Regions from separate parts of the Homo sapiens genome. Here all the other regions are linked to region 3. A link is a contact called in ENCODE Hi-C or POLR2A ChIA-PET data. All regions are on one chromosome and are shown on one strand. Each heading gives the region's core, a stretch centred on a gene start or an enhancer-like site at or near the end of the contact. The rest is flanking DNA. Distances are from core to core; before and after follow the strand shown. Region 1 holds the start of TPT1-AS1 (TPT1 antisense RNA 1). Region 2 overlaps LRCH1 (leucine rich repeats and calponin homology domain containing 1). Region 3 holds the start of KPNA3 (karyopherin subunit alpha 3). Region 4 holds the start of GTF2F2 (general transcription factor IIF subunit 2). Region 5 holds the start of SLC25A30 (solute carrier family 25 member 30).

Region 1 (2,700 bases), core at 7-2,506, 4.5 Mb after region 3:
ACTTTGATTTACCAGAATGAACACTTCTATAAGTAGGACTGGATCGAACTTGTTCACAATTGGAATCTTGGTGCAAATCCTAGTTCTAAGGGATACAAAGCACAAAATATTTGCGAAATAGAACAAGCTTTCAGACTTCATACTGGCATGTATCTTTGCCTTATGCCAAAGATGTGACGATGTGACTAAATACGGAAGTTTTGTTTTGCTATTGAGCCAAGGTCTTGCTCTGTCATTCAGGCTGGAGCGCAGTGGTGCAATCATAGCTCAGTGTAACCTCCAACTCCCGGGCTCAAGCGATCCTCCCAGCTCAGCCTCCCTAATAGCTGGGATTACAGGCAGGCACCACCGCACCCAATTAATTTTTAATTTGTGTGTGTGTGTGTGTGTGTAGAGACAGGGTTTCAGTAGTTGCCTCCCAAAGTTCTGGGATTACAGGCATGAGCTACCATGCAGGACCTGTTTTGTTTTAATACTTAGTAATTGGGTGTAAAGTCCTTCAAAAAACAGGTGGGGCAGGTGGGAAACTCCCTTTGTGTGACCCTCTAGCACCAGGGATAAAATTTCAACTTCATCTTAAAGCGACAACATACTTTTCCAAGACCAAGTGCGAAATAGTAAAGGGAAGAGCTAGCTCCGTAGCCGTCCGCCACAGAATGCCACAAGCTTTCAATTATGGGACAAAATTGGAACACATGGAAACCCTGTGCAGACTCCCGTGACATCTTCCCTCCTCTCCAAGTCCCTTCCCACAGACCTTGCGCCCCACACGATTATTCCCCAGGGGCCGAGCAGGACGACTTGGGTCCCACTATCCGGACTCAGCGGTGCCCCCACAAAAGCGTCCCAAAAACTCCAGCTGGGGCAGCCCTGGGGCAGATGCTGAAAAGTTGTCAGAGGCCCTCGGGCAGTCCCGAGATCTACCCCAGGCCAGAGGGCCTGACCCTCCCTAAATGCGACGTTCTCCTACCTTGGTTGATACTCACGTTCCCAGAAAAGGGTGGAACCTAGGCTGGACGAGGCGCAGGGCCAAAGTTTAATTCCTCTAAGCTCCACCCAGCTCCCAGCACCTCTCCAGGCGGCCCCGTGGGGTAGGGCGGAGCCGGGTCCAACGTACTCCGCTTCCCCCGCTCCACCCACCCAGGGCTAGGGAGCGCCCCGAGAGTTGGCCTCCTCCCACGCTGCGCGCGCACCTCCCCGCCCCCACCCCTACCCGCTGGCGTGCCCAGTGGAACGGAGCCTTGTGTCTCCGCCTCAAGTCCCCGGATGCTCACCTCCCCGACTCGCCCCCGCTGTGGCCCCGCCCCCGCGCGGCTCTTCGTGCCACGTCACCGCCTGCGTCGCTTCCGGAGGCGCAGCGGGCGATGACGTAGAGGGACGTGCCCTCTATATGAGGTTGGGGAGCGGCTGAGTCGGCCTTTTCCGCCCGCTCCCCCCTCCCCCCGAGCGCCGCTCCGGCTGCACCGCGCTCGCTCCGAGTTTCAGGCTCGTGCTAAGCTAGCGCCGTCGTCGTCTCCCTTCAGTCGCCATCATGATTATCTACCGGGACCTCATCAGCCGTGAGTCCTCACTGCACTATCCTTACTGCCGCACACGGGGGTCTGGGGTGCGGGTGGGGGCGGGGAAGGCGCAGCCGTCGCGGGCCTAGGGGACGCCGGCGGTCTTAGCCGAGCGCGGAGGGGTCGGTGCCCGGGGCTCGCGCCCAGCTCTGGTGTGCTACGGAGGGGCAGATCCCGCGTGCGGCCGCCGGCGCGGGAAATGCGGGAAATGGCGGCGCCAGGCGCACGGTGATGGGCGGCTCTGTGTATCCGGCAGACGATGAGATGTTCTCCGACATCTACAAGATCCGGGAGATCGCGGACGGGTTGTGCCTGGAGGTGGAGGGGAAGGTGAGTCGGTCGGGCCTGCGCGTGGGGGAGTCCGGGCCGAGCGGGCTCGGGTTTCCTCCGCTCCCCCGCCTGAGGTTGTGCAATCCTCCCCGCCGCCTCCTGGCGGAGGAGACGCTCTTTCCGGGCTTGGGTTTTTCTAGAAAACTGGAGGCGGAGCTGATCCTGGAAATAGGCCCGCCGCCTCGGCGCCCATCCTCCTCCCGGGGTTGTCCGGGACATGATGCTTCCGGCTTAGGAGCCTGGAGTCCTTTCGTGTTTGTCCTGTCCCCACTTACCAACCGGAGGCATCACATGCCCGCAACTGGAAACAACTTTTTAATGACCCCATTTTTTGTTCCGGCCAACAGACAACTCTTTTAAGTTAGGTCGTTTTGAGAAATCCACGGGTCACAACTTTATTCCCAAAATGGTGCTTTTTTTATTTTCAGCAAGAACTAAGAATACTTCTTATCCGTGAACTATTGGCGTGGAAGGTGCTTTGGATGCGTTTGTGTCTTTTGCAATTATACTGCTTTTTCTTAATGCAGATGGTCAGTAGGACAGAAGGTAACATTGATGACTCGCTCATTGGTGGAAATGCCTCCGCTGAAGGCCCCGAGGGCGAAGGTACCGAAAGCACAGTAATCACTGGTGTCGATATTGTCATGAACCATCACCTGCAGGAAACAAGTTTCACAAAAGAAGCCTACAAGAAGTACATCAAAGATTACATGAAATCGTAAGTGATACTGGCAGTACCTAGCTGATGTCTAGAATCTTACAGGATTTAAAGATTGGCTAACTTTTGAGGTTCTTTCGCAGTGGGTATACT
Region 2 (2,700 bases), core at 161-2,660, 3.2 Mb after region 3:
CTCTGTACATATCCACCAATGACCACAAAGAGTCCTCACGGATGGATTTGGGGCTTACAAATACATTTTAGCAAGTAGGCCAATTTCACAGATACAGAATTCTCAAAGATTGAGGATCGACTGTATTAACCCATTTGGGAATTTTCTTAGACCTAAACTTAGAGTAATAGATAGGAAGTCTATTCAAACCTTTCTGGGGGAAACTTTTAAAAGGTCACTTGAAAATTCAAGGGCTCTGAGCTACATACATAGAGCACTAGTTACTATCTTCCTGGGGTGGTGAAAATGTCCTCTTCACTCCCCCAAATTCAGCAGGCAAAATGCTGGGCAAATGATCGATTGCCATGGACCTAGCCATGTTGACTACCAGCATCTACCACCTGCGTAACTTTGCGTGACTTTGATCCAATCGCAAGCTGTTCCTCTACCCATGACGGGATTTCCCACAGTCTCCAGAAGGCACTTCCTGAAAATCATTCCCTTTGTCTATTCATGCCTTTAACATGTCATCTCAATGTAGCTTCAAGTTAGAATTCACTGACATTCTTTCATATTCTAACAAAGATGTCTCTGTTCCAAGATCGCTATTTCATTTCCAGATATATGCTAAGATAAAATTCAAAATTTAAAAAATGCCCAATTTTTCCAATTTGCTATTCATAGCAGCACCAAGTGTCTTAAATCATAAAAATGGAAACATCTGACAGACATACTGCAACTACAAGATCCTTATAAAGTAACACATGATTTTTTTTATCTCCCTGGAGAAGTAAAGATGCTTTGATTTATAGTCATGATCAGACTGTACCAAAACATGCTGCCTCCTTGAAGCAGGTAATATTTAGGGCTGCAATACAAGCTTTCCTCGGTGTTCATTAGGATCACAGTGTTTCTTCAGAGCTGCAGGAAACATTCAAAATTCACCAGCCCTTTATCTATTAGAAGAGATAAGCACTCAAGATGTGTTCCCAGGGAAAAAAACATTTTTGATCATGTCAACTCCCTCATCTATGATAACCATCCAAACCTCAGCTCCTCCTCCTTTCCTTTGAAACTAAAATAGGAAGCACTGGCATGAAAAACTTCTGCTTTTTAAAGTCTCAAAACTGGTTACTTGTATTTAAAAGCCTTTTTGCCTGTTTAAAACTAAAAACACTTTTACACCTTCATTAAAGTTATGACCGATGTGTTTAATTTTAAAGACATAGCTGCCATTCTTAATTACTTCCTCTACCTTTAACATCCCTGTCTTACATAAAATATTCAAAAAAAAAAAAACAATGTGAGGCCGTGCTTTGGATTCCATGTGGCCAATTTCACTCTGTGGCAGTTGCCAGCAGAACTCCACATCTAGAACAACCAGTATGTGCCTAAGGCCTTTCCTGTTCTTTTTGTTTCCTTGAGTTTATTCCTGTCAGGTGTAAGCACTCCAGAAATGTAGAATTATGACATAGGAACTCACACTGAGTCATAGCTGGAACTCATCTCTTCTGAGTTCACAATTAAAAACAAATGAAATCTAAAATTACATTGAAAACATAAAGGTAGATGGAAGTTTAAAGTGCAGATGTGGCTTCAGCCCCAGCTGGATATGCTCAGGGGGGAACAGATGTCAGTAATAAACCTAGGAGAGCTACAAAAGTTAGCTTATATCCATCACCAAGTGAAAATGCTGACGTACATATAAAACTGTGCCCTGCCTGCTTTCCTACCCAGTCTGAGTGTGCAATATGGAAACAGCCTGGAAAAGAACCCAGAAACCCTGTGGAGATGCAGAGCAGGTCTGCCACATCAGCGGTGAGGAAGTCACTTACTGCATGGTCGGGGTAGGCTAGCCATGCAGCACCATCAGGAAAGGTATGGTTTCTTCTAACACTTGGCACCTGGCCTATGCATCCTCTAAGTTCACCAAAGAAAGAAAACACATAATCTGCGGTTACATTCATTAAAGTCTGCCACAGGAGAATAGGGTTCTCGATGGGTATGGGGAGATGACAGAACAAAACTATAAATGACCAGGAATGGAATAAAATTAAACCTAAAGTGACCAGGGCAAAAAGCAAACCCCAGAATGATCATCATGGTATTAATAATTACATAAAGACTATAAACTCAGAAGAAGCTAGGAGAACACCCAGAGCCTGAAAGTTGGAGAAGGTTATAGCTGCCACACTCTTTAGATGAAGTTCATTTATGAGACTTTCTTTATATAGCCTGTATAGTTACATAAACTAGAGTCAATCAGGTTTTTCTAAACTGCGCTCTTGTTACTAGATCTTATTACAGTCTTCACATTTCAGAGCTAAATTAAAAAAACACACACATTTAGCCATATGTTTTCTATGGAAAGCACTAACCATACATTTGAAAATGAGGGTGACTTTCTTTTTTGTATTTTGCAGCCAGGATATTTTATTCACCAAAATTAAGCGAAGCAGTTCCTACTTATGAACTCATATGAACTAATTCAGCCCCGTCAAATCGAGAAACTTTAAATATTAAATTCTACTGTACAATCTCAGCTGGAAGTCATCTCTCTCTCCACCAACCTTCCAGGGCACTTGGCACCTATCCTATAATGCAAACATTCTGTGTAGCTCAAGGAGGTGGCCTGATTTGGTGCATTCAACAGTGGCTAGAGGTCTAAGCCTCTTTGCTTCTGCAGGGAGACAAAGAAAAATCATTTACTATTTTGCAAAG
Region 3 (2,700 bases), core at 102-2,601:
TTTTTGTTTTTGTTGTTGTTGTTTTTGTTGTTTTGTTTGAGACAGAGTCTCCCTCTGTCGCCAGGCTGGAGTGCAGTGGCGCCATCTCGGCTCGCTGCAACCTCCGCCTACCGGGTTCAAGCGATTCTCCTGCCTCAGCCTCCAGGCATGCGCCACCACGCCCAGCTAATTTTTGTATATTTAGTAAAGAAGGGGTTTCACCATGCGGGCCATGGTTGGCCAGACTGGTCTCGGTCTCTTGACCTTGTGATCTGCCCTCCTCGGCCTCCCAAAGTGCTGGGATTACAGGCGTGAGCCACCACACCCGGCCGAAAGCAGCTCTTTATCAGTGTAATCCATCCAAATTTCCCTCTTTCATTCTTTCGATGCCCCCAGAGGGAGTGGGAGTGCTACACAGGAGAGTCTGCGGACCAGGGCTGGGCTGCTGCCTGAAGGCTAAGATTCTGTGTGGTGGTAGAACAAGAAGTGTTGGGGGGCATGTAAATACAGGGACTGCCAGAGTGAAGGTTGCAGAACCGGGCTTGGAAGGATGATGAAGAAACTGGGCGACACTAAAGCGCCAGTTCAACAAGTATTGCGTATCTACGACGTGGTAGGCATTGTTTTGACACTAGAGATTCAGCAGTAATTCAACCAAAGTACCTGCTCTCATTGAGCTGAATTTCCGCGCGGGCACCTAGGTAACGCATATAAACACTCGTATCACATACATACACATGTACATGTCAGGTAGAAATGCTATTTATAAAACTGAAGCAGAGCATGGGAAGAGCGAATGAAGGTGGCTATTTGAGAAGACCCCCAAAAAAGCGAGACTGCAAAGCACTCGCGGTTGTTCCTTTTCTGATCTTCTAGCTACAGGCAGCGAGGTGCGCTCCCAGGAAGGCCCGCCCTCTTCCTCCTGATAGGGCGCAAGGTGCCAGGGACGCTCCCCCGCTCTTCCCCGCCCAGAGGCGGCCTTGTGGGGGCGGAGCTTTGTGCCCAGCAACATGAGCGCGGCGCGCAAAGAGCCGCGCGCGGAAGGGTCCCGGCATTCTCCTCGTTCTCACTAGGCGTGGAGAATTACTCCAGGCGGATCGTGGCATGATGGGAACTGTAGTTGACGACCGCCGCCCCGCGCCTGAGGGGCAGTAAAAGTCGCCAGGTCCGGCTCCATTTCTGGCACAAAACTTGCAGCACCGAGGGGTTGTGGAGAGCCCTTGCAGGGGAAGAGGGCAGGGTCATCCCGAGAACCAACGGGCACGTATAGCCCGGCGAACGCCCAAGCCGGTCACCGCCCCCGGTCACGTGTCGCCAGCCTCCGCGGCCGCGCGCCGCTCTCAGCACCGTTCCCGCCCCACCCGGCCCGGCAGTCGGCCCGCGCCTCCCCCGGCGCTACTGCCACCTCGCGCTCGGAGGCGTCACAGAACGTGCTCTTCTCTCCCCTCCCCCCTCCCGCTCTCCCCCTCCTCCCCCTCCCGCTCCAAGATTCGCCGCCGCCGCCGCCGCAGCCGCAGGAGTAGCCGCCGCCGGAGCCGCGCGCAGCCATGGCCGAGAACCCCAGCTTGGAGAACCACCGCATCAAGAGCTTCAAGAACAAGGGCCGCGATGTGGAAGTGAGTGTGCTTCCGCGGTCTGGGCCCGCCTGGCCGCGCCGGCCCGGCGACGCGGGGAGGGGCGGGGGGCCGGCGCCGGGCTGGTTCTCGTCGGCTTGTGGTCGGCCGGAGTTGGCCGCCGCCTCCCGTCACCGCGGCCCCGGGCTGGGCGGAGCGGGCGGCGAGACGCCGGCCGGGCTGCAGTCACCCCCCGGAGCTGCCGGCGCGGCGACCGGGAAATGCCGGCGTTTTCGGCCCCGTCACGCGGGCGCGGCCTGGTGTCGGCGAGGAGGGGATGTGGAGCTGAGGCGGGGTCCGCGGGCCAGGGCCGCCCGGATGAACGGGGATGCTGCCGCCCGGGCCCTCCGACCGCACAGCCGAGGGGGCGGCCGCTGCTTGCGCCCGCCACCGGTGCAACCTTCCGTCCGGTGCAGCCCCCTCTGCGCCTCCCGCGCGGCTCACATGGAGCCTCGGCTCTGCCGGTCCGGGCTCCTACCTTCTGCGAGCCGGGCCCAGGCGGGCGGTGGCGGCCCGCAGAGGGGGGTGGGGACCAGCCGGGTAACTGACTTGTTTGAGGGTGATCGATGGGGGAGGGTAGGATGCGCCAGGACCATTTTCTTATATTCCAGTGCTCGTCTTTGGACTAGTCGTGCCGAGCTGTTGCAGCTCATACTCCTGCAACTGCTGGCATTTGGAGCGAGCTGAAGGTGGACAATAGTTTGCCATCTATTGTGTTCAGGCTTCGGAAAAGAGGTTGCTCCGACCTCCGCTCATAGGACTTGTTTTCTTAGCCTTTCTTGGAGTGGGGTGTGCATAGGGTGATAATTTCTTTGACACGTTTTACTAAAATAAATTGGATACACAGGTTCATAATTCTCTTACATACCTCTTGCTCCAAGCTAGTAGAATTTCCAAGTGGTTGCAAAACTAAACATTCATCGCGGTCACTCAGTTAGTTGCTACTCAGCATGTTGCCATTGTCTCATTAAGGTGACATTAGCAGGTACTATTTGCAAACTCGGCTTATTGAGGCAGCGCTAGAGGTCTCTCTGCAGCTACTGAAAACAGTAAGTATAATGCACAAACTTCACTGGGACCGTGACCTTTGGATTTGTTAGGGGGAAAA
Region 4 (2,700 bases), core at 58-2,557, 4.7 Mb after region 3:
CAAATGAGTGCCACAGACTAAGGCGAGGGCTGAAGAATGAGAGGTCATGCATTTATTCATCATCTATTTGTTGAGTAATTACCATGCGCCAAACACTATTCTGGGTATGACAGGCAAAGATCCTGTTCTCATGGAATGTGATTCTGTGTGTTGGAAAGACAGAGGTAACCAACTTTGAACATATGAACACAAAATCACTCTACACTGTGAAAAGTGCTTTGAAGAATGTAATACACATCTGTCGTGTTAGCAAATGATCACAAGGGGGCTGTTTTAGGAAGGCCGACAAGAAAGACCTCTTAGATTTAATTGACGAGAACTCAGCCATGTGATAAAACAGTTAAAGCATTAAGAAACCAAAAGTCCTTACATTTTAAGTTTCAACGACTTTCAGGATCACATTTTGAATATGCTTAAGTATTATGAAACTCCCCTAGGAGAAAACACTCCCCAATATGAAACAATAAAGCACAAATAGTGCTTACTGTGAGCTAACCAAAATTGCTGTCTTCACATAAAACGTTTATTGACGGCCAGTTTCACGAGACCCAAATGTGCTCTAAAAGAATACTCCAGTCCAATGACCTCTCCTTCTGTGAGTTTGGGGCTCTCTCGCCTCTTTTGAGAGCTTCATTAAGGACCATCAACCTAAGAGAACACTTTTAAGAGTAGGCAGGGACCAGTCCTACTTTCTGGCCGAGAAAACTGTACAGAAAGTAGACATTCAACTACCTCACGCAGGCTCATGGCTAAAACCAGTTTCACCAAGGGAAGATACAAGGAATTCTTCAGTCTGGGATAAAATGCACCGTCCAAATCTGGGGACACCAAGACAAGATTCCAGGAAAGCCGTGAGAAAGAGATCTAGTCCAGGCAGATTCAGAGTAGTAACTGGCTGAAAGACACTTTGCGTCCCTAAACTAATTCCTCGTCTGCAAACAGATACAACAATGACTCCTGCCTCTCAAAATGTGTGAAGCTCTAACGAGATAGCCGTAAAAGAACTTTAAGAGGCGCACGGAGCGGGATAGGCTCAAGTTACTTAAACTATACTTGTGTTAGGAGGAGCGCAAGTGGGAGACTCGCGAACATTACCTTGACTAGCCACACTCCTGTGTTCTGTTTGGCGCCGGTCAAGTCGAGTTCCCCGCGCTCGGCCATGGGTCTGCAGCCGGTGGAGGCGTGCGGGATGCAGCAGCGACCCCAGGAGCCGCAGGGCTGAGGAGCGGGCGTCCGGAACAAAGGACAAGCCGCGCTGAGAGGCGAAGAGCCGGCGTTCCTTACCTGCCAGAACACTGGGAACCGAGGAAAAGAGGAACACGCCGCCAGGAGCCGGGACTGCGCCTGCGCACTGCTACGTCAGTACGGCGCGCTGTTGCAGACAAACTTTCTGTTTCGGAAATTTCTTGAGTGGGCGTGGCTGTCCGCGATGTCTGCATCTGAGGGATTAAAACGTAGGGTGGGATGAGCTAAAACGTTAGCAATGTATTTAAAGACATGGTCAGCATAACTGAAGAAAAAGATTATCAGAACGGAAAAATGGGGTTCAAAGAGACGAAAGGTGTCAGAACATGTCCAACCCTAGCCAAGGAGAGAGAGACAATATTTGAAGGACAGGGTCAGGGTAGTAAATTGGCGTCCCTGGCCAACGTCATTAGCACAAATGGGCACTGGGATCAAACTTAGTAGCCTTGGGTATATTGAAAACATGCCGTTTCTAGACCTGGAAAAAAAAAAGCCGTGTTTCAGCTCAGAGGCTACCCGAGCTGTTCTGATGAAGCAAGCGGAGCACCTCAGTTTCCAAAACCCGGAAGTCTGTAACGAAACGAACAAGTAAGAGACAAACCTGATCGTTTCCTCCCCTGCTTAAACAGTTTTCTCTTTCTCTTATTGCCTCTAGAATAAAGTTCAATCCTCCTGCTTCAACTGGGCCCTCTCAATTTCATCTCTTTGCACCTCCCACCATCACTCCGCCATGCACCAAACCACATCAAACCCAGCAGACTTCCCTAAACACGTCAGAATCTTCGTCGGTCATTTCAGAGCCTCTGCACACTGGATTCCCTTCCCTTGGAAGCCCTATTTTACCCCTGCCCTCACTCTCACCCCTGTGCTCTGGTTGGCAAACTCCTACTTATGGTTCAAGACCAATGAAAATGTCACTTCCTATGAGATCTTTTATCAACTTCCCCAGAAGAAATTAGTTTTTCTTCACATCACAGTGTGATACTTAGCACTCTGAACTATAATATATATGTTTACATATCTGCCTTTGCTTTCCAGACAATGAACTCCTCCTAGGCGGAAAGAGCTTTATTGAGGTATAATTGACAAATAAAAAATAGTGCTTTATTCATTTTATATCCACAATGTCTAGCACAGTGTTTAACACATTGTCAGGTTTCAGTAGGCTTTGGGTGAAAGAACATTCGCTGAAGAGAAACAAACAGTAAGGTATTGTTAAGAATGGCAAGTAATTTATTGAATCACACATCAGAGCCTTGCACAAAATTGAGGAAATTTTATGTGTGTTCAGCATAGGGCCAGGAAAAGCTGTCAGAACTCTGCTTTTAGCTAGGAAAACTAATAGGAAAGATGGGAGAGACCAGGAGTGTGTTGAAGATGAAAGTTTCAGGCTAGGCTCAGTGGCTCAACCCTGTAACCCTAACTTTGGGAGACTGAGGTGGGAGGATTGTGTCT
Region 5 (2,700 bases), core at 1-2,500, 4.4 Mb after region 3:
TCACAGCCGGGTGCCGTGGCTCACACCTGTAATGGCAGCACTTTGGGAGGCCGAGGCAGGCGGATCACCTGAGGTCGGGAGTTCGAGACCAGCCTCACCAATATGGAGAAACCCCATCTCTACTAAAAATACAACAATTAGCCGGACGTGGTGATGGGCACCTGTAATCCCAGCTACTCGGGAGGCTGAGGCAGCAGAATCACTTGAACCTGGGAGGCGGAGGTTGCAGTGAGCTGAGATGGTGCCATTGCACTCCAGCCTGGGCAACAAGAGTGAGGCTCTGTCTAAAAACAAAACAAAACAAAAATATACCTGGGTATGCTTGAACACAAACACTGCCATACCGTTAAAAATGTTATATATTAATATATAAATAAATATTTACATATATGTATATTAGATATATATGTAAAGATTTCTACTCATAGTACGGTTCTTTTAATTTTTTGTTCTGTTTGGACATTTTCTTTCTTTTTTTTTTTTTTTTTTTTTAAGAGGGAGTATCACTTTGTCGCCCAGGCTGGAGTGCAGTGGCGCGATCTTGGCTCACTGCAACCTCCGCCTCCCGGGTTCAAGCGATTCTCCTGTTTCAGCCTCCCGAGTGGCTGGGATTACAGGCACCCGCCACCAGGTCTGGCTTTTTTTTTTTTTTTTTTTTTTTTTTTTTTTTTTTTTTTTTTTTGAGACGAAGTCTCGCTTTGTTGCCCAGGCTGGAGTGCAGTGGTACGCTCTCTGCTCACTGCAATCTCCGCCTCCCAGGTTCAAGCGATTCTTCTGCCTCAGCCACCCAAGTAGCTGGGATTATAGCGCCCGCCGCTATGCCCGGCTAATCTGTATATTTTCAAGCTAAAAGCTGGGGTATAAAAAAATAAGGGCAAGTTTACTTCCATCCAACTGTGAAGGTTCACGGGGGCACCGTGAGAAGGTTGCCCCCTGCGAAGGTTGCTTTTCCACGGTTCTCGATGCGTTCCCCAAATTTCTCTTCCACCTCCCAGTCGATATCGGAGGCCACATCAGGTGTCACCGAGTCCCGGGCAGCTCCCTCAGGCAGCGGCAGGGGAAGATCCTGAGGGGCACTTGGGACGGGCCCCGCCCCTCCGTGTCCCCATCTGGGGCTGTCAGGGGTGTGGCTAGTGCTGGCAGAAACCAATGGGAGCTGAGGAGGTCGCGTGTTTGCGCGGACGGGGCGGGGCGGCGCGGGGCTGCGTGCAGGCTCGTGGGTCTGCCCCGCCCGCGACGGCATTTTTTCCTTTTCTCCAGCGGCCTCAGGTTCTTGTTACAACTGAGTCCGGGTTGGAGGAGGTGTGGGGCCGCTGCCGCCAGGTAAGTCCTGGCCCGTGCCTCCTCCTGCCGGCCCCGCTTTCTCTGCGGCTCCTGGAACCCGGGCCTGGGGTAAGGTTGGGCTGCGATTTCCGAGGAGCCTCCTTTGCAACCGGGCGTGCTCGGGGCTGCCTGTGCTCTCCACTTCGCAGGCCGGGCCGGGCTCGGCGGGGCGCGAGGTTCCGGGGACTGGGGACAGGGCTCTGCTTCTCGGGCTGCTGCCTCCTTGGGTCGGGCCGGTGCCGCGGGGCCCCCATCGCTGTTGGCGTGGGGTGATTCCTGTTCCAGGGTCATTCAGATCCGAGTGCGAAGCCCGTCCTGGCATCTCCGCGTCTGCTAACGAGCCCCGGGCTTGCAACCCTGCTTGTGCGTCCCTCCCACTCGTGCGTTCATTCAAACGGCAGCCTGAGCGCCCGCGAGCTTCGCACTGTGGGAGAGGGCACACCACATTCGGAATCGCTCGTGGCACACAGGCTGGGAGGAACTTGCCTGGAAAGTTAATGTACCTCTGGGTTTTGAAGTCTTTCTAGGTGCACTTTCATGTAAAGCAGTTGCAGTGATTAGCATTTTTGTTCTGCGCAAGAGTAGCAAACAATGTTGGCACTGCCCTGCGGATTCGGCTTGCGGTGCTACTTGGGTAGTGAGAAAGTTGAAAGGCATGAATCTTGCTTTTGGCTTTGCCGTTGCGAAGCTTTGTGACCGCGGGCTCAGTTAATTAACGTGAAACGAGATGATAATTTCGAAGATTTCTTTTAAACCCGGCTTTTTGTAAGTCTGTGATGAGCTTAGTTTTCCTTCTGCACCTTTAAAAAGAATAGGAAATAGGAAAAGTTCATGAAAGGGCATTATTGAAAGGGCAGTCGGTCCAGCAAGGAACAATAAATGTATGAGAGCACATTAAAGGCTGTGCAATTACAGTTTTAAGACTTAAGACTAAAAAGGGAACAGGAAGTAAAACTGAAAGAACTTACCAAGAATTAAATAAGAGAAACGGCTGGGAGCGGTGGCTCAGGCCTGTAATCCCAGCACTTTGGGAGGCCGAGGCGGGCGGATCACCTGAGGTCAGGAGTTCGAGACCAGCCTGGCCAACATGGAGAAACTCCGTCTCTACTAAAAATACAAAATTAGCCGGGCGTGGTGACGGATGTCTAATTCTAGCTACTCGGGAGGTTGAGACAGGAGAATCGCTTGAATCCAGGAGACGGAGGTTGCAGTGAGCCGAGATCATGCTATTGTACTCCAGCCTGGGCAATAAGAACAAAACTCCGCCTCTAAATAAATAAATAAGAGAAACTTGGAAAGCGTTCAAAAGTACGAACAGCTAGTATTATATTTAATTACCTCCCTTTACAGCTGTACACATGAGGTCAGGTGGGTGAA

The links. A loop is a pair of places that touch in the nucleus more often than their neighbours do. ChIA-PET counts read pairs that join two places held with the same protein, here RNA polymerase II (POLR2A). Pooled maps may share reads with other maps.
Region 1: a map with no recorded cell type shows a loop between it and region 3 (30-fold over the local background). The contact joins the promoter of TPT1-AS1 here to the promoter of KPNA3 in region 3. A Hi-C loop is called at or near these places in 1 of 37 single-sample maps with no recorded cell type and 6 of 50 pooled maps. POLR2A ChIA-PET finds 5 or more read pairs at or near these places in 1 of 52 experiments (activated B cell).
Region 2: a pooled map shows a loop between it and region 3 (2.3-fold over the local background). The contact joins the enhancer-like site here to the promoter of KPNA3 in region 3. A Hi-C loop is called at or near these places in 1 of 50 pooled maps. POLR2A ChIA-PET finds 5 or more read pairs at or near these places in 2 of 52 experiments (PC-9 and activated CD8-positive, alpha-beta memory T cell).
Region 4: a map of CD4-positive, alpha-beta T cell shows a loop between it and region 3 (25-fold over the local background). The contact joins the promoter of GTF2F2 here to the promoter of KPNA3 in region 3. A Hi-C loop is called at or near these places in 1 of 168 maps with a recorded cell type or tissue (CD4-positive, alpha-beta T cell) and 4 of 50 pooled maps. POLR2A ChIA-PET finds 5 or more read pairs at or near these places in 1 of 52 experiments (naive thymus-derived CD4-positive, alpha-beta T cell).
Region 5: a pooled map shows a loop between it and region 3 (8-fold over the local background). The contact joins the promoter of SLC25A30 here to the promoter of KPNA3 in region 3. A Hi-C loop is called at or near these places in 5 of 50 pooled maps. POLR2A ChIA-PET finds 5 or more read pairs at or near these places in 2 of 52 experiments (activated CD8-positive, alpha-beta memory T cell and activated T-cell).

What each region holds. Positions count from the first base shown.
Region 1 is chr13:45,339,901-45,342,600 of GRCh38, reverse strand. It overlaps TPT1-AS1 (TPT1 antisense RNA 1), which reads right to left and starts at 1,256. Exons shown (of 11, transcript NR_024458.1): 1 at 1,214-1,256. It overlaps TPT1 (tumor protein, translationally-controlled 1), which reads left to right and starts at 1,418. Exons shown (of 6, transcript NM_003295.4): 1 at 1,418-1,559; 2 at 1,816-1,889; 3 at 2,417-2,607. The coding sequence starts at 1,532. It overlaps LOC124903169 (a long non-coding RNA gene), which reads right to left and starts at 1,167. Exons shown (of 2, transcript XR_007063781.1): 1 at 971-1,167. RefSeq lists silencers at 1,042-1,241, 1,402-1,511, 1,592-1,661 and an enhancer at 1,559-2,348.
Region 2 is chr13:46,594,446-46,597,145 of GRCh38, reverse strand. The region is part of intron 1 of LRCH1 (leucine rich repeats and calponin homology domain containing 1); the gene reads right to left. Among named protein-coding and RNA genes, the nearest start is that of LRCH1, 43 kb to the right of the region's middle. RefSeq lists a silencer at 1,710-1,759. Within about 2 kb of position 1,410, at least 8 of the 41 ENCODE cell types and tissues checked have a DNase peak (open chromatin) inside an H3K27ac peak, as active enhancers do; they include PC-9, where a contact is called at or near this core.
Region 3 is chr13:49,791,333-49,794,032 of GRCh38, reverse strand. KPNA3 (karyopherin subunit alpha 3) reads left to right here and starts at 1,351. Exons shown (of 17, transcript NM_002267.4): 1 at 1,351-1,595. The coding sequence starts at 1,527. RefSeq lists enhancers at 1,056-1,185, 989-1,650, 1,651-2,312, 2,317-2,700 and silencers at 1,256-1,505, 1,626-2,195.
Region 4 is chr13:45,119,117-45,121,816 of GRCh38, reverse strand. It overlaps GTF2F2 (general transcription factor IIF subunit 2), which reads right to left and starts at 1,307. Exons shown (of 8, transcript NM_004128.3): 1 at 1,096-1,307. The coding sequence starts at 1,161. RefSeq lists enhancers at 392-1,033, 1,144-1,273, 1,034-1,677.
Region 5 is chr13:45,416,923-45,419,622 of GRCh38, reverse strand. SLC25A30 (solute carrier family 25 member 30) reads left to right here and starts at 1,250. Exons shown (of 10, transcript NM_001010875.4): 1 at 1,250-1,323. It overlaps SLC25A30-AS1 (SLC25A30 antisense RNA 1), which reads right to left and starts at 1,461. Exons shown (of 2, transcript NR_047031.1): 1 at 885-1,461. RefSeq lists enhancers at 846-1,035, 1,846-1,895 and silencers at 1,146-1,245, 1,286-1,615.